Regions from separate parts of the Homo sapiens genome. Here region 2 is linked to region 1. The links are chromatin loops, found by intact Hi-C in ENCODE. Cell type or tissue: sigmoid colon. All regions are shown on one strand. Each heading gives the region's core, and the rest is flanking DNA. Links, peaks and the distances in the headings are about the cores only. Region 1 overlaps LOC124903398 (a long non-coding RNA gene). Region 2 overlaps PLD4 (phospholipase D family member 4).

Region 1 (11,989 bases), core at 1-8,000:
CTTCGGAGGCTGAGACAGGAGAATCGCTTGAACCCAGGAGGCAGAGGTTGCAGTGAGCTGCGATCGTGCCATTGCACTCCAGCCTGGGCAACAAGAGCAAAATTCCTTCTCAAAAAACAAAACAACAGCAACAACAAAAAAACACAACCAAAAACTGTTTACTCAGGCTGGGCGCGGTGGCTCACGCCTGTAATCCCAGCACTTTGGGAGGCCGAGGCGGGCGGATCACGAGGTCAGGAGATCAAGACCATCCTGGCTAACACAGTGAAACCCCTTCTCTACTAAAAATACAAAAAATTAGCCGGGCGTGGTGGCAGGCGCCTGTAGTCCCAGCTACTCGGGAGGCTGAGGCAGGAGAATGGCGTGAACCCAGGAGGCAGAACTTGCAGTGAGCCGAGATCGCGCCACTGCACTCCAGCCTGGGAGACAGAGCGAGACTCCATCTCAAAAAAAAAAAAACCACTGTTTTCTCACAGCTCTGAAGCCAGAGTCCACTTTTTCATCTTTTGCTGCCACACAGCAACAAATAAGAGCCTCGCTCCCACGTCAGATCCCAGCCTTGGGGACCGGGCGCCGTCTCACCCACCGGTAGGGACAGCAGGGCTAGGCTGAGACACGCAGAGTACCTGGCTCAGGCGAGGGACTGCCTGAACTGGCTGGTGTCACAGTGGCAGGAAAGTTACCAGGCATAGCCGGGTGAGGTGGCACCTGCAGTCCCAGCTGCTTAGGAGGCTGAGGTGAGAGGATCATTTGAGCCTGGGAGGTGGAGGCTGCAGTGAGCTAGCACTGCACCACTGCACACGGGGAGGCCAGGAGACAAAGGCCCGATGGGACCTGGGGATGACACCTCTGTGGCGGTTTCAGAGGGCGCCTGAGCGCAATGTCTGCAGTGAAATTTAAAAATGGACACCGGACCTGTGGGACCCACGGCAGTCACCATCAGGTGGGGAAGCTCTATGCAAAGACAAACCACTCAGAGTGAAACTCGGGGGGTGGGGCTTACCTGATGGGAGGGGCAGCTACGGGGACCTTGCCCAGGGTGAGGCCCAAATGGGACCAGGCACCCAGAAGGGAGGCCCAGCCCAGCCCTTAATGCTGAGACCCTCGAGGGCTGTGGGCGGAGGGCAGCAGGTTGAGTCCCTGCAGGACGGGCGCAGCTGGGGAGGTGGAGGTTACGGGCCTGCCTGGCTGCTCACCGCCCCGCGTCTGCTCTGGCAGTGAGAGAGGGTCACAGCATGGCTTTGTCATCAGCCACTGACCACTGACCACAGGCCCTGGCCCTGTCATCCAGCTTGTGCTGCTGGTGGGAGCTGCTGAGGTGGCCAGCGCTAGGGGCCGCCCTGTGTGGAGTCTGGGCTCACTCACTGTCTCTCTCACCATCGACCCCTTCCTCCGCCCCGCTTGACCTCACTCAGGCACTCCCTCCACGAGGTGCTCCTGGGGCACCCCAGGTAGTGAGGAGGCCACAGTGAAGGCCGCTGTGACCCACGCAGGGAGGCGGGAATGAGGAGGGGAGCCCCGAGGGCCACCCCTGCCTCCAGCACCATGCCCTGCCGCCCTGCCCTCCAGCCTCTAGCCACAGTTGCCTCTTCAGACAGGGTCCAGGAGGGGCAACACTGCTCTGCTCACTGCCCTGTCGTTACCTGAGTAACGGTGACAGGGAGAGAGGACCACACACCTCCTCGCCAGCTGGAGAGAAGCCCCCGGACCTATGGAACTGTTCTCCCAGGTCCTACTGTGACGAAGACACCTGCACACCAGGGGAAGGAGCAGTTCAGAAGCAGCACCTCAGGCTCTCCGGAAGGCCCTGTGTCCCGTCCACACCCGCTCCCCTCCGACCATCCCCACTCTGCCTGGCATGGCAGGGGCTGTGGATGCCTCACAGCGACAGCCCAGGGAGAGGCCGCATAGGCCAGGGAGGCAGGGAGAGTTTTGTTGGGAATTCTGGGATCCTACTGCCTGGAGTTGGGGCAGGGGAGCACAGCCCAAGGAGGTCACATCCTGGTGGCCCTGCAGCCTCCTGGCATGTGGGAGGACATGCCTGGAAGAGACAGCATGAGGGGGGACCACATATGGAGGACTTTTTTTTTCTTTTGAGACAGAGTCTTGCTCTGTCACCCAGGCTGAAGTGCCGTGGCATGATCTCAGCTCACGGCAGCCTCCACCTCCTGGTCCCCTGAATAGCTGGGACCACAGGCGTGCACCACCACACCCAGCTGGTTTTTTTTTTGTTAGGGACAGGGTTTCACCACATTGCCCAGGCTGGTCTTGAACTTCTGGACTCAAGCAATCTGCCTGCCTCAGCCTCCCAGAGTGCTGGGAGGGATTACAGGCATAGGCCACCACATCCATCCTTTTTTTTTTTTTTTTTTTGAGACAGGGTCTTGCTTTGTCACCCAGGCTGGAGTTGAGTGCAGTGGTGCAATCTCAGCTCACTGCAGCCTCTGCCTCCTGGGTTCAAGCGATCCTCACACCTCAGCCTCCTGAGTAGCTGGCATCACAGGCATGTGCCACCATGCCCAGCTGCCCAGCTAATTTTTACATTTTTTATAGGGACAGGGTCTCACTGTTGCTCAGATTGGTCTTGAACTCCTGGCCTCAAGCAATCTGCCTGCCTTGGCCTCCCAAGGTGCTGGGATCGCAGGAGTGAGCCAGCCCCCAGTGCTAGCAGTGCTCTTGGGTAATGAACGTGTGAATGAGAGCACACTGAATGGTCGCGTGGGGCGGCCACCCTCCTGAGGGACAGCTCACTATGGACAGGTGATACCACCACTTGGTACCTCCTTTCTTCATCCATAATTTGCGAATGGTGACAGTGACTGTCCCACAGGCCTGGTGGGGTATTAATTCAGATAGTACACGTCCCACACCTAAGATGAGCCTGGCACAAAGCAGCGCTCAAAAACACACATCTTCCTTTAACTTCCTCCTCGGTTCCCCCAATGGGGGATCTTGCAGGCAAAGTGTTGACGAAAGGTCCGCCCGTTCCCAAGAACGACCCTAGAGGGCGCCAGGCAGCGGGGCTTGAATGGACCGGGCGGGTTTCGCTTTCCCGCTAGTAGCCGCCCGCGGCCGCCAGGGGGCAGCAGCTGCAAAGGGCGCCCGTGGGCAGCCGGGCCGCGCCTGTGGCCACGCAGTGCAGAGGCGGCCCCATCCGAGCGCTCGGGCGGGCGGGAGCGGAGCCGGAGCAGTGTCCCCGCCACCGCGGAACCTTCGCAGGCGGAACATTTTGCACATCCTTCCAGACCTTTCCTAAATCCTTACCTGCCTGCACAGGCACTCGTGGAAAATACGCGATACTGCCTTGTGTGTATGCATTTATCCAGCTTTTTATTTTGAAATAATTCCCAATTTTGGGGCTGGGCGCAGTGGCTCACGCCTGTAATCCCAGCACTTTGGGAGACCGAGGCGGGCAGATCACGAGGTCAGGAGTTCGAGACCATCCTGGCCAACATGGTGAAACACCGTCTCTACTAAAAATACAAAAAAAAATTAGCTGGGCGTGGTGGCGTGTGCCTGTAATCCCAGCTACTCGGGAGGCTGAGGCAGGAGAATCGCTTGAACCAGGAAGTCAGAGGTTGCAGTGAGACTCCGTCTCAAAAAAAAAAAAAAAAAAAAAAAAAATCCCAATTTACAGAAGGTGGCAAACACCGTGCAAAGAGACCCGGATATTCCTGTCCTGCAGATTCGCCATCTGTGAACATTGCCCCGCTATTCCTTCTCTCGCTCCTGCTTATATGGCATTTGAGAATAAGCTGCAGACTCCAGGCTTGCTCCCCTAAACAGCTCAGAGAGTATTTTGGAAATAAACGAACTCTCTCCCAAGTAATTGCAGTGAACCTTGAAAAATCAGGAAGCCACCACTGATCCAATGTCCCCATCGACTCCGCAGAGCCCCTGCCAATTTCCCCGCTGTCTCAGTGAGTCTTTGTGGGTCTTATGGGTCTTTGTGGGATGGCCCTCGCTCTAGCCTTGCCTGTTTCCTGTGGCTTCTTCATTTCCAGGAGGAACCCCTCAGAAGTGAGACTTTCCTCTTACAGCAACCTACCGGAGGCCCACGGGGCCAATCTGGCCATCGCTGGTGATGATAACCCTCATCGCTTGGGTATGATGGTGTCTGCCGCCATTCCCCACTGAAAAGTTAATTAGTAAGCATTTTGCATTCATTAATGAATAAGCAATTATTACACCGTTTCTGGGGAGAGAATTTGAGGTTTCCACTATGAGGTCAGGCTTACCCTTCTCTCTCATGTGTGTATGTGCGGGTCTCCGTCCATTTTGTCTTGCTATAAAAGATTACTTGAGACTGCATAATTTATCAGAAAAAAAAGAGGTTTACTTAGCTCACAGTTCTACAAGCTGAGAAGTTCAAGGGCATGGCCCTGGTGAGGACTTTCATTCTGTGTCACAAAATGGTAGAGAAGGCAGGGCACAGTTGCTCACACCTGTAATCCCAGCACTTTGGGAGGCTGAGGTGGGTGGATCACCTGAGGTCGGGAGTTCAAGACCAGCCCGGCCAACATGGTGAAACCCCGTCTCTACTAATAATACAAAAATTAGCTGGGCGTGGTTGCACATGCTTGTAGTCCCAGCTACTCGGGAGGCTGAGGCAGGAGAATCGCTTGAACCCAGGAGGCAGAAGTTACAGTGAGCCGAGATCGCGCCGTTGTACTCCAGCCTGGGCGACAAGAGCAAAACTCCATCTCAAAAAATAATAATAATAATAATCCAAGATCTGGGCACTAGGGGTGCTCACTGTTTCCAGATCTGTAGAAAATACATATGCCTATACACACACACATAGATATATACACACACATAGATATACATCTGTATTTCCAGCTATCCATATTGGAACTGGATTTGTACTGATATCTCCAATTTCAATCCACCCAGCCAGAAGTTGGTCCAGTCTGACCACTTTCCTAATTTGCAACTCCCTTCTCCGAAACGAGAGTCCTCAAATCCTTCATCCCCGATGCTTTTACTTATTTGTGCAATCCCCAGCCCTCTCCAACGTCTCTTTCTTGGCTCCTTGGCAGGTTAAAAGCTGGCCCTCAAGGAGGAGGGAAAGGGGAAGTAGGAAAAAGGAAGAAATGAATGGTCTGAGAGTTCCCTCTGTTTGCAAGTGAACAGTGAGCCTGCCAGTGTTCTGAACATGGGCAAGACATGAGACACCTGGGTCTGAGACAAAGACTTTGTTACTCACAGCACAGCAGGCAGCACGAGCTTCATATTCCCCCCAGCCCCCCAGCCCCACGGACAATGAGGAGTGGCTCCGGTGGATGCTGTACACACAGCTAAGGAACCCTGGGTTAGGAAACACCAGTCATTTAAAGGACTGCTAGCAAACCTGCCCAGTTTCTGCCCAGAGGGAGAAGCCATCTTTATTATCTTGGACAGCAAGCAAATTTGCCCTCTGCCTGGAGGGAGACACATGCATGACGCTGAGGATTCACGTGTGGACATTGGGACCCCAGGGCCTGAGCTGAGACCCCAGCACTGCCCTTTACTCTCTGGGACCTTGGACAAGTGACCCAACCTCTCTGTGCCTCGCTGTCCTCATCTGGAAAATGGAGACAATAACTGTATCCAGGTCACTGCTTTCTTAGGAAGATTAGCAAGACCAGTATACAACGTGCCAGGGTCATCTATGCTGGGAAGGGCTGAGTGGGCTGCAGACAGGGCCATGGATGGCCTCTCTGAGCAGGTGCTTTTGAGACCAGACCAGTGGAAGTGGGGAGCAACCTTGCAGCTGGTCTGGGTCAGGCGCAGGGCAAAAGCCCAGGGCAGGGAGCACTTCAGGTGCTCGAGAAGTGGTGAGAATCCACGGGGAGCAAGAGCCCAGGAAGCCAGGCATCGACAATGGAGTTCCCTCTGAGCACCTGAGACGGCTGTGCCGGGGACTCCTGAGCAGAGGCCAATGCAGCCAACTCGCATTTAAGGGCCCGCTGGCTGTCGTGGAAGTGCCTGGATACTCAGGAAGAGCTACAAGCATCTGGAGGCGGCCCAAGGGTGCAGGTGAGCCTCCGAACTGGGCAGCAGCGCGGGCGGTTGCAGGTGGGTAGATCCTGATGTGTGTGAAGGTGGAGCCGAGGACGCTGGCGGGCAGATGGGAGGTGGAGGTGAAAGAAAGAGGCTGCAGGAGGAACCCAGTGCTTCGGAGGAGCCTCAGGTAGCTGGTGGTCTTCCTCTCCTGTTACCACAAATTGCGTGGTTTCAAGCAGCCCACCTTTCTTAGCTTGCAGTCTGTGGGTCTCTGCTTACGCTGGAGTCAGGCGGCAGCTGGTCACGCTCTGGTCTGGAGCTCAGGGTCCCCTTCCAAGCTCGCTCCTGTCGCTGGGAAGCCGGGTGTGGGACTGAGGAGGTCCCTGCCTCCTTGTGGTGTCACTGATGGCTGCTCCCTGCTTCTGGGGGGTGCTCATGTTCCTTCTCACGCCCCCCGCCCTGTCTTCAAACCAGCATCCGCACCTTGAAGCCTTCCCAGGCTTGGACCTCCCTGACTCCCCCTCCTGTCACCAGCCACAGAAAACTGTCCTCTTTTCAAGGCTCCCGGGACTAGGTCAGGCCCACTTGGGAATTAGCGTTAAGCTCCACTCTGCCGTGTAAACTCGCCCGACCTTGGGAGTGGCACCTCCGCAGAGGCACCAGTTCCAGGGGCTGGCGCAGGGGAATCTGGGAGAGCACATGTTCTTAGAATTCGGCCTAAACTGGGGTGCTTAAAATAAGGGCACGGCTGACACGCAGTGGCCTCCTGGTTCTTTTGGTGCAGGGTGGATGGCGTTTAATCCAGGACTGGAGAGGCGCCTGGGGAGTAGGCGGTGACAGAGGGGCGGTGTGAGGGCTGGGATCCGGAGCCCTGCAACACTGGGAGGGGGCGGAGAGGAGGGATGCACAGAGGCTCACGAGGAGGGGCTGGTGGGAAGAGCAAGTGCAAGGGTTGGGCAGGGCAGGGCAGGGCCCACAAAGTTTGGCCCAAGGCCCCCAGTGGCTTGGAGAGGAGAGGAGGGTGGAGGACGGCTGGCAAGCCCATAGGTACATAAAGGCCTCAGGAGGCCAGCATGGTGACTCATGACTGTAATCCCAGCACTTTGGGAAGCTGCAGTGAAAAGATCGCCTGAGTCCAGGAGTTCAAGACTAGCCTGGGCAACATAGGAAAATCCTGCCTCTACCAAAAATACAAAAATTAGCTGGGCATGGTGGTGTGCGCTTGTTGTCCCAGCTGCTCGGGAGGCTGAGGTGGGAGGATGGATTGAGCCCGGGAGATTGAGGCTGCAGTGAGCCATGATCACACCACTGGTGGAGAAAGAGTGCACCCCAGGAGTTTGAGACCAAGAACAGCAAAGTAACTGTGGCCACGGGGGTGTGGGAAGGTTTTGGGGTATTTGCTAGTATGAAAGGAAAATATGGGGACCCCAAAATCACTAAGCCAAAGTGAAAAGTCAAACTGGGAACTGCTGGCAGGCAGACCTCCCTCCAATCCTATTTGTAAACAAGACAGCTACAAAGATTAAAAAGCTACATACCTCCCACACAAATTGCCCACAAGGAAATTCCTTGTGATGTGTTACCCGTGGAAGGTGCTCCCCACTCCCTGCTTCGAGTTGTCCCACCTTTTTGGAACAAACCAATGTGTTTCTGTTTCTTTTTTTTTTTTTTTTTGAGACAGAGTCTCACTCTGTCGCCCAGGCTGGAGTGCAGTGGTGCAATCTCAGCTCACTGCAACCTCTGCCTCCCGGGTTCAAGCGATTCTCCTGCCTCAGCCTCCCAAGTAGCTGGGATTACAGGCGCCTGCCATCATGCCCAGCTAATTTTTGTATTTTTGTAGAGACAGGGTTTCACCATGTTGGCCAGGCTGGCCTTGAACTCCTGACCTCAGGTGATCCACCCACCTCGGACTCCCAAAGTGCTGGAATTACAGGCGTGAGCCACCGTGCGCGGCCTTATGTATTTCTTTCTTTCTTTCTTTTTTGAGATGGAGTCTCGCTCTGTTGCCCAGGCTGGAGTGCAGTGGCACGGTCTCGGCTCACTGCAACCTCCGACTTCCTGGTTCAAGCGATTCTCCTACCTCAGCCTCCCGAGTAGCTGGGATTACAGGCGCCCGCCACCATGCCCGGCTAATTTTTGTATTTTTAGTAGAGACAGGGTTTCACCGTGTTAGCCAGGATGGTCTCGATCTCCTGACCTTGTGATCTGCCCACCTCGGCCTCCCAAAGTGCTGGGATTACAGGCGTGAGCCACCGCACCCGGCTGGCCTTATGTATTTCTTAAATGTGTTTGATTGATGTCTGTGTCTCCCTAAATTGTATAAAACCAAGCTGCACCCCAGCCACCTTGGGCACATGTTCTCAGGACCTCCTGACGGCTGTGTCACAGGCCATGGTCACTCATATTTGGCTCAAAATAAATCTCTTCAAATGTTTTACAGAGTTTGATTCTTTCCATTGACATGTTACTGGTGAAAGGTATCTGAGTTACTGGCAGTGAATCCGTACAGGTCTGTGGCAACCTCAATTCTTGCCTCCTCAGAAGAATTCGACCAATGGGCATAAGCAGAAGGAGAAACTGAGGTAAGTTTCAGAGCAGGGGTGAATGTTTATTAAAGAACTTTGGAACAGGAATGAAGGGAAGGAAAGCACACGTGGAAGAGGGCCAGGTGGGCGACTTGAGAAACCAAGTGCACGACAATCTATACAATTTTTCTTTTCTTTTTTTGAGACGGAGTCTCGCTCTGTCACCCAGGCTGGAGTGCAGTGGTGGGATCTTGGCTCACTGCAACCTCTCCCTCCTAGGCTCAAGCGATTCTCCTGCCTCAGCCTCCTAAGTAGCTGGGATTACAGTTGCACGCCACCACGCCCAGCTAATTTTTTTGTATTTTTAGTAGAGATGGGGTTTCATCATGTTGGCCAGGCTGGTCTTGAACTCCTGACCTCAAGTGATCCGCCCACCTCGGTCCTCCCAAAGTGCTGGGATTACAGGCATGAGCCACTGCACCTAGCCCAATCTATACAATTTTAATCATGTTGAGTATAAAATACAATTTCCATAAGCCTTTTATAACCTTTTATTAAGGACTGGGTTAATACTCCAAGAAAACCTTGTTAATCCGACACAGAGGCCCATATGCTGGGCTTACATCAGTGTGCCTTCAACATTAATGGTTAACTTATCTCTCAAAATCACCCCTTACAATCCACACACCCGCCTCTTCCGCGATAGTCCCTGGGCCTTCAGGAACTGAACTGTTTTAACTGGTTTTGGTTTGATTTCTGGCCTGTGTCTCAGGAACGCGGTTTATTTTGACTGGCATCTTCTATCGGGTCTGAGGATGAGGCTTTAACTGCTGTCAGTGTTTAAGATTTAGCAGGACTTTGGCTAGTGGGGGTGGCTCATGCCTGTAATTCCAACGCCTTAGGAGGCCGAGGTGGGTTGGGAACTCCTGGGGTCAAGAGTTCCACACCAGCCTGGCCAACATGGTGAAACCCTGTCTCTACTAAAAATACAAAATAGCCAGGCGTGGTGGTGCAAACCTGTAATCCCAGCTACTTGGGAAGCTGAGGCAGGAGAATCGCTTGAACCCAGGAGGCAGAGGTTGCAGTGAGCTGAGATCGCACCACTGCACTCCAGCCTGGGTGACAGAGCGAGACTCTGTCTCAAAAAAAAAAAAAAAAAAAAAAAAAAAAAAAAATTAGCAGGACTTGGTGTCCTTTTTAGACCCAGGAGTCAAAGCCCTGTAACTTAATGGCATAAGGATTTTAAAAGCACGTACAGAAAATTACACAGATGTAATAACTTTAATTTAAAAACATTTTAATCTCAATTTTTCTAAGCAAATCACAACTTAGGAATTATTTCAATAAAGTGTAAAAAGCCAGTTACCCAAAGGCAAAAGAAAAGACCTTCTGCAGTATGAGTGCTGTTCCCTGCGGGGAGTCCATTTAGATCACCGGCAAGGCAGAACTGATGACAAGGTACTTGAATTAGTTACACATAGTGTAGCAGGACAAGTCGCAGACAAAACTCCTCAGACACCGGATTAAAGAAGGAAGAGGTTTTTATTCAGCTGGGAGCGTCGGCAGACTCACGTCTCAAGAGCCGAGCTCCCGGAAAAAGAAATTCCTAGCCCTTTTAAGGGCTTACAACTCTAAGAGGTCCACGTGAAAAGGTCATGGTAGATCAAGTAAGCGTGAGGAACGTGACTGGGGGCTACATACATCAGCTCACAGAACAAAAAGTTTTACATTGCTTTCTCATACAATGTCTGGAATTTACAGATAACACCAGTAGTTTTGGTCAGGGGTTAACATTATTATTATTATTATTATTATTATTATTATTATTATTATTATTATTTTAACCACGAGGGCCAGGTGGTGGCGCCAAGGTCATCTAGCTATTTATCTTACTTCTGTTTCTTTCCAACTTTTTGCTTTCTCCCTTTTCTCTTGTCTTATAAACTAGGGAAAAGGGGAGGTGGGGGAGAAGCTGGGAAGGACAACAGGAGAAGTGGTGGTCTCATTCCACAATAGGAAGAGTGTTTCCTGGGTCATAAGCGAAAATTTTTGGATCCATAGAACAATTTAAAGCAAGAGCACAGAACGTTATGTTGGAAGGAAACGCGTCCTTTAGAACTCTAAAACAAAACATTTTCTAGCATCAGGTCACAATAAACAGAAGCTGAAGAATAAAAAACTTACAAGAGTTAAACACTAGTTGAAGGACAGAGTTATTCTTTCAGGCCTATTAAAAGGGGAGAGAAAGCGGAAAACAGAGAGGTGCAATGAAGTTGAACTTTGCATACAAAAATAATAATGTTGTGTAACTTTATTAAGAGTAAAGCAATACCTTAGGAAAATTTCATTGTTCAAACCAACTTTTTAGGAAGTTTTTAAATATCAAAACCTAATCTCTAGAAAGACCATTATAAACAATTTCCCTTTAATTATGACAACTATAAAAGTTTTTTCCATAAATCCTCTTCTTATGATTTACACAGACCATTCATGACGTTTGGACTTTCTGGTTTGTCCTGAACATCCCTCTTTCATGAACAACCAGTCATTTTATTCTAGGACAAAAATTCACCAAACAAGATTCTTTCTCATATAAAATTATTTTTCTCTAAGCATTTTTTTTTTTTTGAGACAGAGTCTTGCTCTGTCACACAGGCTGGAGTGCAGTGGCATGATCTCGACTCATTGCAACCTCTGCCTCCTGGGTTCAAGCAATTCTCCTGCCTCAGCCTCCTGAGTAGCTGGGATTACAGGCATGTGCCATTGTGCCTGGCTAATTTTTATATTTTTGTAGAGACGGCATTTCACCATGTTGGCCAGGCTGGTCTTGAACTCTTGACCTCAGGTGATCCACCTGCCTCGGCCTCCCAAAGTGCTAAAAAGGATTACAGGCATAAGCCACTGCACCGAGCCAACTTTTTTTTTAATACTAAAAATGCCTCTTTATTTTTCTTTCTTTTTTCTTTTCTTTTTTTTTTTGAGACGTAATTTTGCTCCTTGTTGCCTAGGCTGGAGTGCAATGGTGCGATCTCAGCTCACTGCAACCTGTCTCCCAGGTTCAAGCAATTCTCCTGCCTCAGCATCCCAAATAGCTAGGATTACAGGCATGTGCCACCACGCCTGGCTAATTTTGTATTTTTAGTAGAAACGGAGTTTCACCATGTTGGTCAGGCTGGTCTCAAACTCCTGACCTCAGGTGATAATGCCCACCTCAGCCTCTCAAAGTGCTGGATTACAGGTATGAGCCACCGTGCCCAGCCTTTTTTTTTTTTTTTTTTTTTTGAGATGGAGTCTCACTCTATTGCCCAAGCTGCTGGAGGGCAGTGGCACGATCTCAGCTCACTGCAACCTCTGCCTCCCGGGTTCAAGCAGTTCTCCTGCCTCAGCCTCCCGAGTAGCTGTGATTACAGGCACCCGCCATCATGCCTAGCTAATTTTTGTATATTTGTAGAGACAGGTTTTCACCATGTTGGCCA
Region 2 (10,227 bases), core at 2,075-10,074, 110 kb after region 1:
CCCCGAAGAAGGAAACAGGGCCAAAGGTGGACCCAGAATGCAGCGTGGAGGACTCAAAACTCAGCCTGGTTTTAGACAAGGATGAAGTGGCCCCGCAGTCTGCCATCCACATGGATCTGCCTCCTGAGAGGGATGGAGAGAAGGGGAGGAGCACAAAGCCTGGCTTTGCCATGCCAAAACTTGCACTTCCCAAAATGAAGGCTTCTAAGAGTGGGGTCAGCCTGCCACAGAGAGACGTGGATCCTTCCCTTTCTAGTGCCACAGCAGGGGGTAGCTTTCAAGACACAGAAAAGGCCAGCAGTGACGGTGGTAGGGGAGGACTTGGTGCAACAGCAAGTGCCACAGGAAGTGAGGGTGTGAACCTCCACCGGCCACAGGTCCACATTCCCAGTTTGGGCTTTGCCAAACCTGATCTCAGATCCTCCAAGGCCAAGGTGGAGGTGAGCCAGCCTGAAGCTGACCTGCCTCTTCCCAAACATGATCTGTCTACCGAAGGTGACAGCAGAGGATGTGGGCTCGGGGATGTCCCAGTGAGCCAGCCTTGTGGGGAGGGGATAGCCCCCACACCTGAAGATCCCCTCCAGCCATCCTGTAGAAAACCAGATGCTGAAGTCCTCACAGTGGAAAGCCCAGAGGAGGAAGCCATGACCAAGTACTCGCAGGAAAGCTGGTTTAAAATGCCCAAGTTCCGCATGCCCAGCCTTAGGCGCTCTTTCAGGGACAGAGGCGGGGCTGGAAAGCTGGAAGTGGCTCAGACACAGGCACCGGCAGCAACAGGGGGTGAAGCAGCAGCTAAAGTCAAAGAGTTCCTTGTTTCTGGGTCAAACGTGGAGGCAGCTATGTCCCTACAGCTCCCAGAGGCAGATGCAGAAGTGACAGCTTCTGAGAGCAAATCATCCACAGATATTCTAAGGTGTGATCTTGACAGCACAGGCTTGAAGCTGCACCTCTCCACTGCTGGGATGACTGGGGATGAGCTTTCCACTTCTGAGGTCAGGATCCATCCATCCAAAGGACCTCTCCCTTTTCAGATGCCTGGCATGAGGCTTCCAGAAACCCAGGTTCTTCCAGGAGAAATAGATGAGACTCCTCTTTCCAAGCCAGGACATGACCTTGCCAGCATGGAGGATAAAACAGAGAAATGGTCTTCCCAGCCTGAAGGTCCACTTAAATTGAAAGCTTCAAGTACTGATATGCCATCCCAGATTTCTGTGGTTAATGTGGATCAACTGTGGGAAGATTCTGTCCTAACTGTCAAATTCCCCAAATTAATGGTACCAAGGTTCTCCTTCCCTGCCCCCAGCTCAGAGGATGATGTGTTCATCCCCACTGTGAGGGAAGTGCAGTGTCCAGAGGCCAATATTGATACAGCCCTTTGTAAGGAAAGTCCGGGGCTCTGGGGAGCCAGCATCCTGAAGGCAGGTGCTGGGGTCCCTGGGGAGCAGCCTGTGGACCTTAACCTGCCTTTGGAAGCTCCCCCAATTTCAAAGGTCAGAGTGCATATTCAGGGTGCTCAGGTTGAAAGTCAAGAGGTCACTATACACAGCATAGTGACACCAGAGTTTGTAGATCTCTCAGTACCCAGGACTTTTTCCACTCAGATTGTGCGGGAATCAGAGATCCCCACGTCAGAGATTCAAACACCTTCGTACGGATTTTCCTTATTAAAAGTGAAAATCCCAGAGCCCCACACGCAGGCTAGAGTGTACACAACAATGACTCAACACTCTAGGACTCAGGAGGGCACAGAAGAGGCTCCCATACAAGCCACCCCAGGAGTAGACTCCATTTCTGGAGATCTCCAGCCTGACACTGGAGAACCATTTGAGATGATCTCTTCCAGCGTCAATGTACTGGGACAGCAAACACTCACATTTGAAGTTCCTTCTGGCCACCAGCTTGCAGACAGCTGTTCAGATGAGGAGCCAGCAGAAATTCTTGAGTTTCCCCCTGATGATAGCCAAGAGGCAACCACACCACTGGCAGATGAAGGCAGGGCTCCAAAAGACAAACCAGAAAGTAAAAAATCTGGTCTGCTCTGGTTTTGGCTTCCAAACATTGGGTTTTCCTCTTCTGTTGATGAGACAGGTGTTGATTCCAAAAATGACGTCCAGAGATCTGCTCCCATTCAAACACAGCCTGAGGCACGACCAGAGGCAGAACTGCCTAAAAAACAGGAGAAGGCAGGCTGGTTCCGATTTCCCAAATTAGGGTTCTCCTCATCTCCTACCAAGAAAAGCAAAAGCACCGAAGATGGGGCAGAGCTGGAAGAACAAAAACTTCAAGAAGAAACAATCACGTTTTTTGATGCCCGAGAAAGTTTCTCCCCTGAAGAGAAGGAAGAGGGTGAACTGATCGGGCCTGTGGGCACTGGGCTGGACTCCAGAGTGATGGTGACATCCGCGGCAAGAACAGAGTTAATCCTGCCCGAGCAGGACAGAAAAGCTGACGATGAAAGCAAAGGGTCAGGCCTGGGACCAAATGAAGGCTGAGAGGTATGGCTCATCAGTACAAGAGAGATGCAAAAAACTAAGTTGGAAAGTAAAGGCTACACACACATATGGAGCACCCCATCCCACAGCACATTACATCCACCTCACTTCACAGAACGGAGAACAGAGCAGAAATGACCAGAACACCTTTGTCACCATCACACAGCCCTCCTAAAATGGAACCAAAGCTTCCCAGCTCCCTCAAAGCTTTGGATGCAAAGAAGGCACCCTGACTTCCACAAGACACCAGAATTCACACGGTACTCAGAGGCACTGCTGGGGAAGTTTGTTGGTCTTTATTAGATAAATTTCCAGAGACCTGTCCATAATACCCAACAGAACATGACTGTTTCTTTGAGGAAAGGGTTATAATGTCTGTGGTGTACAAGTCGTTTTTGGTATAACTTCTTTCCTGCTGCTGCTGCTTCCCGGCAAACATAGTTTTCCTATTTCAGGCAGAGTGCGGTATATTCCAGGAAACACTGTTTCCTACTCACTTAGCTTACTTCTTTGTTGAATGCCTCACTAATGGCAAGTTTCAAGATGTTTTGGGTGACAATGCACACATGCTGGGCAAAAGGGTGATGGCCAGTGGCTGGCAGCTGGGCCAGCAGAAGCTAGGACATCTGTGAGTTGTCATTCTCATCTATCCATGTCCACTGGCCTGCCAGCATCCGCCAGTGCCTTGCCAGTGTGCACGGTCCCACACTGTGGCCCCTGAGTCCCCTAATGTACACGCTGCAGCCAGAATGCAGATGGAGCTGGCTTGGCTGTTCCCTGGATGGGCAATAAAGAAAGTGCTGCATCCCATGCTGAAGGCTGCTGAGGTCTTCTGTCTCAGGGTCGAAGTTTACCAGGGCTTTCCTCCCACACACTCCTGGTCTCTACTAAGCAGCTCTAGAGAACAGTCAATGAGGAACATTTGGGTGGTTGCCTACCTATCATCCATTTGTCCAGGTCCTCCTCTGAGCCAGAGGCTGTGAGGAAGACAAGGAAGATAGGGCTGAGTTCACAGTGTGGCAGGGACACAGACGTACAACCCTCCCTCCCTCCCTCCAGCTGGAGGCAGTGTGGGATGGGAGATGGAGTGCAGAGTGGGGACAGCACAGAAAGGTGACCTTGGCCATCTTTAGTGGCCCATCCTCAGAAGCTTCCTTCACCACAGAGGCGCTCTTGGGCAGCCCACAGGAAGCAAATCCACGTGGCGTAGCGGATTGAGGTTCAAGGGTTTCCCTACAGTCTTTCAGTGGTCAAATCTCTTCCCAGATGCCCCTGCCAGATTCATGGGTATGCAGTGTTCAAGGGGGCAGTTGGAACTTGCCCCCAGCTCCCTCCTGGCCTAGGTGGGCTCCTGGTGAGAAGCGCTTATGGCCCCCTGGGGAGGTGGCTGCTCTCATGGCTGTGGATATGGGAGCAAGAGCTGGGCTGTGAGCCAATCTGGAGGACCGCAGTGCCTGGAGGGTGAAGGCCACTCCGAGGCTACCACTCGTGCTGCCCTGAGAGGTTCCAGAGGGGTGACAGCTATGGGGTGCAGGAGCCTGGGCAGGGGAGAGGCTGGGTTCTTTCCCCATGCCACCATGGGCATATGTTCCCTGTGCTGAGTTGGGGAGGCCCGTGGGTGTCATCCAAGTTAGGGCACATAGAAGCCTCTAGAAAGTGAACTGACACAGGTCCCCTGGGGGCTCATGAGCAGGGGAAGTGGGAAGGGAAATTTGGTGGACACTCATCCCAGTTAAGCAAGGCCATCACCCTCTCCCTTCCCAGGGCTTCCTGCCTTCTCTACTCCAACTTGTGTGTGCCAGACAAGCTAGGTGAGTGCAGCCCAGGGGGAGGAGTCTGCTTGGCTCCATGGGGCTTTTGTCCCTCTCTGATCCAAGAGTCAAGGCCTGGGATAGTGGGGACCTTGGTGCTAGAGGCCAGAGAGACAGCTGTCCCAGCATGTGAGGAGTGGCTGAGCAGCAGGGGCCCCCACAGGGTTCTCGCGTGGCCTTGGTTCTCTGTGTATGAGTTATCTATGCTGCATAAGAACATCACTACAAATTAGCAACTTAAAACAACACACATTTATGATCTCCCAGTTTCTGTGGATCAGGAGCCCAAGTGTGGCTTTGTTGGGTTCTCTGCTCAAGGTCCCATTAGGCTACAATCAAGATGTCAGCTGGGGCTGTGGTCTCCCCTTCAGGTATGACCAGGAAAGCAGCCACTTCTGAAGCTCACGTTGTTGCTAGCCACACTCAACTCCTTGTGGATGGGATGATTGAGGGCCCCAGTTTCTTGCTAGTTGGGGGCTGGAGGCAACCCCAGTACCCTGCTACATGGGCCTCTTCATAGGACAGCTCATAGCCTAGCAGCTCACTTTTTAAAGCTAGCAAGGGATAGACTGCTATTCCTTGATAATGTTATAATCTTATGTCACATGATCACAAGGTGTCACAGGAGTGACATCCCCTTACCTCTGTATTCTATTGGTTACAACAAGGCACAGGTCCTGCACACACTCAAGGTGAGATCACACAAGGGCATGCATACCAGCAGGTGGGGGTCAAGGGAGCCATTCTAGAGTCTGTCTGCTATAGCCCAGAAGGGGCCACATTGTGGCACCCTCCTGGGGTCTCCCAAGCCTTGTCAAGCTGGATTTCCTTTGGAATAGGCATCTGCCTTGAAGCAGGCCTCTGTCAGTGCCACTGAGGTGTGACTGCCAGTCCCCAGGTGTGTGGAAAGAGGCCTTTCACTGGCTGAGGGCCACCAGCCAGTTGTCCAAATCACAGCCTGGAGCACAGAGCCCTCCTAGAACATAGTTGGCAGGCCAAGAGAGCAGGCCAAGTGCTCTGAGACACATTCAGGTATAAGGCCAAGAACCAGGGAGCAAACCCACACGTGCAACCCTGGAGGGCAGAGCTTAGTCTGGGATGATATCGGCTTCTGAGCCAGGTGTTGCCACGAAGCTTTTTGCCAGATGGTTACTGAGGAGATATGGAGCATGAATGAGGGATAGGAAGCCACAGGGAGCAGCCACTGCAACTGCCAGAGCTTGGCTTGGCCAAGTGCAGCTCACACACAAAGCAGCCCCCAGAAGCTCCTGAAGGCCTTGCAGGGCTATGTGGATCCCTATCCCCCTGCAGCATCTGCAGCAAGCTTTTCACAAGCTTGGGCAGGGAGGCAGGATGGGTGTAGGAGATTTCTGCACAGACAGAATGCTGAAGTCTAAGGTGTCCTTTAGATGGGGGAAGTATGAGGTCACTAATCGAACAGAAAAGTAACTTGTACTGTACCTGAGATGAACTTTGCTAGCTTTCCCCAAAGCAAAGAGGGAAGAGGAAGATATGGCTGAGTTCACAGTGTGGCAGGGACACAAATGTAGGAAAGAAAAAAGTAGAGAAGGGTAGGAAAAGGAGAGAAGTAGAGAAGGGTAGGAAAGTGGTGCCTCAAGACCGGGAGAGCATTCGGGGCACCCTGGGGTCCATTCAGCATCCAGTGCTCCTTCATACCGCTGAGCCATCCCTGAACTCCAGCCTAGCATGGCCCCATGGACCTCCACCAGGGGAGGGTACCCTGTGGTCTTGGTCAGGAACCATCAGGTGAGATAAGCCAGGGTGTTTTGAGAATCCTTCTGACCCAGCATTCATAGCAGAAGAGTGGGAACTGAGTTGCCAAACCTGGGTTCAAATCCTGCATCTGCAGGACAGGTGCCCAGGTGGCTCCCAGGATAGGGTGAGTTCCAGTGGAGCTGCATCCAAGTCCTGGTCTCAGACTGGAGTCACCTTCCTGCCCTCCAGCTCAAATGCTGGTCCTCTCAGCCCCATCCACCAACCCTGGGCACTGCATCCCCAGGACAAGCCTGCCCCCACATGCTTGGACCCACCCTGCACAACAGCCCACAAACCACACAGCCTTGTGCACCCCTACCCTCGCCCGCCTGTCTCCCCAGCCCGCACGCAGGACCTGTCCCCTCAGCCGCGGGTCCCCTCCCGCCCTCCCCGTCCCCTCAGCCCCGGGTCGCCTCCCGCCCTCCCCGTCCCCTCAGCCGCGGGTCCCCTCCCGCCCTCCCCGTCCCCTCAGCCGCGGGTCCCCTCCCACCCTCCCCTCACTCAGCCCCGGATCGCCTCACATCCTCCCCGTCCCCTCAGTCGCAGGTCCCCTCCCGCCCTCCCGGTCCCCTCAGCCCCGCTCCCCTCCCGCCCTCCCCTCACTCAGCCCCGGGTCGCCTCCCGCCCTCCCGGTCCCCTCAGCCGCGGGTCCCCTCCCGCCCTCCCTGTCCCCTCAGCCGCGGGTCCCCTCCCACCCTCCCCTCACTCAGCCGCGGGTCGCCTCCCGCCCTCCCGGTCCCCTCAGCCGCGGGTCCCCTCCCGCCCTTCCCTCACTCAGCCGCGGGTCGCCTCCCGCCCTCCCTGTCCCCTCAGTCGCAGGTCCCCTCCCGCCCTCCCGGTCCCCTCAGCCCCGCTCCCCTCCCGCGCCGCCCCTGTCCGGCGCCGTAGGAGCTGCCCCCTGGCGGTGGGTGCGCGGCGCTGCGCCTTGGTCTGCGTTTCCTCCGCTGGAGTCCCGGGCGTGGGCTCCGCGCCTCTCGCTTCCCCCGGCAGCCTCGGGGCGGGAATTTGGGTTCCGGAGCGCGGCAGCCCGGCGCGGGGTGGGAGGTGGAGGGTTCGCTCCGCCTGGGAGGCCCGTCTGGTCCCCGCCCCGCCCCGCCCCAGGTTCTCGCGGACCCGGGGCTAGCTGAGGCGCTGCCACGGCGGTCGCGCGGCGCAGTTTCGCAGGGGCGGGCGCATAGAGGCGGGCCCTTGGCAAGAGGATGAAGGGCCGCCCGCGCGGGACTCACACAGAGGCACCGGGAAGCCACGAGTTTTTTTTAGGCCTGGCCTGTGGGCCAGGAGTCAGGGAAGGGGCTTCCTGGAGGGCTCCCTGGAGGAGGTGGGGCTCAGGGGGGGCTGGACTCGGAAATCAGAGAGCAGGCGGGCGGTTTGCGACGCCCGGGCGGTCGCAGGCGGCTCCTGGCGCAGTGCGGACCCGGGCTGCTTGCGGGAGGAAGCGGCTGAAGCCCAGGCCGGGGTCAGAGGGGAGGGCGCGTGCGGGGCGGGGTCGCCGAGAGAAAAAGAGGCCCCCCTCAGCCCTGCCAAACGCAGTCCTGGCCCGGAGCCTGTCCGTCCAGGCCGACGGCGTAGCGCGAACTCCAGTCCCGCTCAAAGAGCTGCCGCAGCTGCTCCTGCACCGTGGCCCCCGCGGGCTGCGCGCCAGGGCTCTGGGTGACCACCAAGCCCACCCCCGCCGTGCTGCTGAAGTAATCCTCCGACCAGTTGGAGGTGCCTGCGGGGAGGATGGAGGAGACACTGGGGCGCCGGCTCCCACAGGCCCCTCTGCAGCCCGCTCAGCGCCAGGCCCGGCTACGGGTTTGGGGACGGTTGGCAGCTGGCCCCTCCACTGTCATCAGACTCCAGCCGGGGAAGCCCCTCGCTTAGGTGCGGGAGGGACAGCTGGTCGCGGTAGAACTCCACCTTCATCACTTGGGGACAGGCGTCCTGACTCAGTGTTCTGGGGCCCTGTGGGGCCAGGTGACAGGCGGGTGGCCTGGTCCCCGGAACTCCATGGAGACCCCGTCCCCCTTCAGCAGCAGCCCCTCCCTCCTGAGGTGTCCACGCCGGTCACAAAGCCAGTGCCTCCCTCGCCCGTGCCTGGCCACCCTGGGGCCCGCCCGCCGTGATCTGATCGCGCTCACCTATGTAGGCTGCCTTCTCCGTGACCATGAACTTGCTGTGGTTCACCCTGCTGAATGGGATGTTGGAATGGTTCCCCACCGGCACGATGAAGACTTTCTTAGGGGAGCAGAGGCAGCGCGTCAGGAAGGGCGGCAGGAGGGCCGCCTTTCCCACGCCCGGCCGGGAGCACGCCCTCACCACGTCCACAGAGACGTTGGCCGCGGGGTTGCTGAGCGCCTGCAGGGACCGCAGGTAGGGGAACATGGTGGGGTCCGTGTTGAGTCCGCAGCCGACCAGCAGGCGCACGCGCACGCCCTTGCCGAAGGCTGCCGCCCGCAGCGCGTTGTCCAGCACCGGCCAGTACCTTGGGGTGGGGAGGGACGGGGCTCTGCTTACAAGCCGGGCCCGATAGGGGTCCCAGCAGGAGGGGACGTGCCCAGGAGCTGCCCGTCAGCAGAGCAGGCCGCCCACCTCCCACTCAGACCTACCTCGGGGGGTGGCTGAAGCGCGTGGTGGGGAAATACTCCATCACGGAGGCATAGATGAACTCCTGGGCGCTCCCCATCACCGCCAGCAGCGCCTCCAGGTCCCGGGTGCGGCCCTGGGGACAGAGTGCTGGTGGCGACGCCTGTGACGGGAGAGAAATCCCTGAAGGCTCTGCCAGCCCAGCCCATTCTGAACTTGTGACCCCACCATGCACCACCTAAGAGGCCCCATGTGGTGTGGAGGGAGGGGGCCCAGGTGCCTGGAAATATGAGGAAAGAAGGGGTCGGCTCAACAGGGGTCCTGGGGACTGGCTCTGAGGCCTGGCGGAGAGAGTGGGGAAGCAGCTGGACTGCCCTGGGCTCCAGGCTGGATTGACGTCCCAGAAACAGTTCCTGGCCACAGGGAAGTTTATCCACTCCCTTCAGGGTGCCACCCCCACCCCCATCTAGGGAGGCTTCCCTTGTTCTGATACAGCCTCTACTACAGACCAGTCCCTCGGCTGGCTGGAGGGCTGTCCACCCCCACCCCCGTGGGCTGATAAAGGAGGATCTGCCCACCCCTCACTCTTCCCTTCCTTCCCCGCAGAGCAAGTGGGGTTCCCCTCCCTCTCCAGTGCCCAGCTAAGCCCCTTGGCCTCGCCCAGCAGTCTGGAGACTCCCAGGGCCCCAGGTCCTCCCACCACCTCCCAGGCGGCCTGTTTCCCAGGGATGGTGCTGACCAGCTGTCCTCCTGGAGCTAAGCCTGCCTCCAGGCACAGCCCAGAGCCTACTGATGCCAGCCTGCTTGCTGCTCACCCCAGGGCCACAGCCCCACCCATGGTGCTGGCTGCCTGAGGACCCAGCTGATGCTGCTGGTGTCTGCAGGGCCAGCCCAGAGGGCTCCCTGTGGGTCTGGCCAGCCAGGGGAGAACAGGGGCCTCTGATGGGCTCCTTCTCAACCCGTCTTACTGAGAAGTAGGCAGTGGTGGGCACCCCATCAAAGAGGCCGTGGAAGGGCTGGAAACGGTTGAAGTGAGATGAGAAGTTCTGAGGCCAGGTTTTGGGGAGGACAGCCTTGGGCACCCCCAGTACCCAGTAGGTCTGGAAGGTCTTCTCCAGGTCTTGGGCCAGGTGGCTGCAGTTATAGATGACAGCGCCAAGCTCCTTCACCTGCAGGGACCAAAGTCAGGCGCTGTGGGAGAAAAACCCCTCTGTGGGGCCTCCACCCCACTCCACCCAGGCCAGGGATGTTGGGGCAGGTGCAGTCCCTGCCCGACTGGTCCCCACTTGCGGGAAGCATTGCCTGTAGGAATCTGTAATAGAGTGTGCTGGTGGGAGGAGTGCCCAGCGGGTGCCTGTGTTTTTGAACATTGTATTCCAATGATCAAAGCAATACACGTTTATTACAAAAACAATAGAAAATGCATCAAGCCATTAAGAATGGGATCATTCTTAATCCCACTGTCAAGTGATAACCATGGTTGCCTTTGCCATGACCATTCTGACACGTTTTTCATGCATTGCTTTTCCTAAAAAGGCTTGTATTTTGTAATCTCCATGCTTCCCTGGGTAATGTGACTTGAA

Evidence for each region. A loop is a pair of places that touch in the nucleus more often than their neighbours do. Peaks named below come from ENCODE experiments on the same cell type or tissue, not always from the same donor. Only the 100,000 strongest peaks of a DNase experiment are listed, where the experiment ranks them.
Region 2: it touches region 1 in a loop (10-fold over the local background); 19 of 110 quality-filtered maps call a loop at or near these places.

The regions. Positions count from the first base shown.
Region 1 is chr14:105,036,952-105,048,940 of GRCh38, reverse strand. All of the region lies in intron 1 of LOC124903398 (a long non-coding RNA gene), which reads right to left. Among named protein-coding and RNA genes, the nearest start is that of CDCA4, 22 kb to the right of the region's middle. RefSeq lists an enhancer at 1,356-1,455 and a silencer at 2,991-3,250. In sigmoid colon, for the core only: CTCF peaks have their summits at 2,846 and 3,047 (motif pointing right); DNase peaks (open chromatin) are centred at 1,384, 2,697 and 3,040; H3K27ac peaks cover 277 bases.
Region 2 is chr14:104,930,328-104,940,554 of GRCh38, reverse strand. It overlaps PLD4 (phospholipase D family member 4), which reads right to left. Exons shown (of 11, transcript NM_138790.5): 7 at 9,613-9,813; 8 at 8,668-8,807; 9 at 8,378-8,543; 10 at 8,200-8,296; 11 at 7,319-7,790. The coding sequence ends at 7,591. It overlaps AHNAK2 (AHNAK nucleoprotein 2), which reads left to right. Exons shown (of 7, transcript NM_138420.4): 7 at 1-3,302. The coding sequence ends at 2,492. Among named protein-coding and RNA genes, the nearest start is that of PLD4, 11 kb to the right of the region's middle. RefSeq lists enhancers at 560-1,060, 7,353-8,251 and a silencer at 6,889-7,348. In sigmoid colon, for the core only: a CTCF peak has its summit at 6,997 (motif pointing left); DNase peaks (open chromatin) are centred at 7,044, 7,644, 8,464, 8,524 and 3 weaker places; H3K4me3 peaks cover 2,030 bases.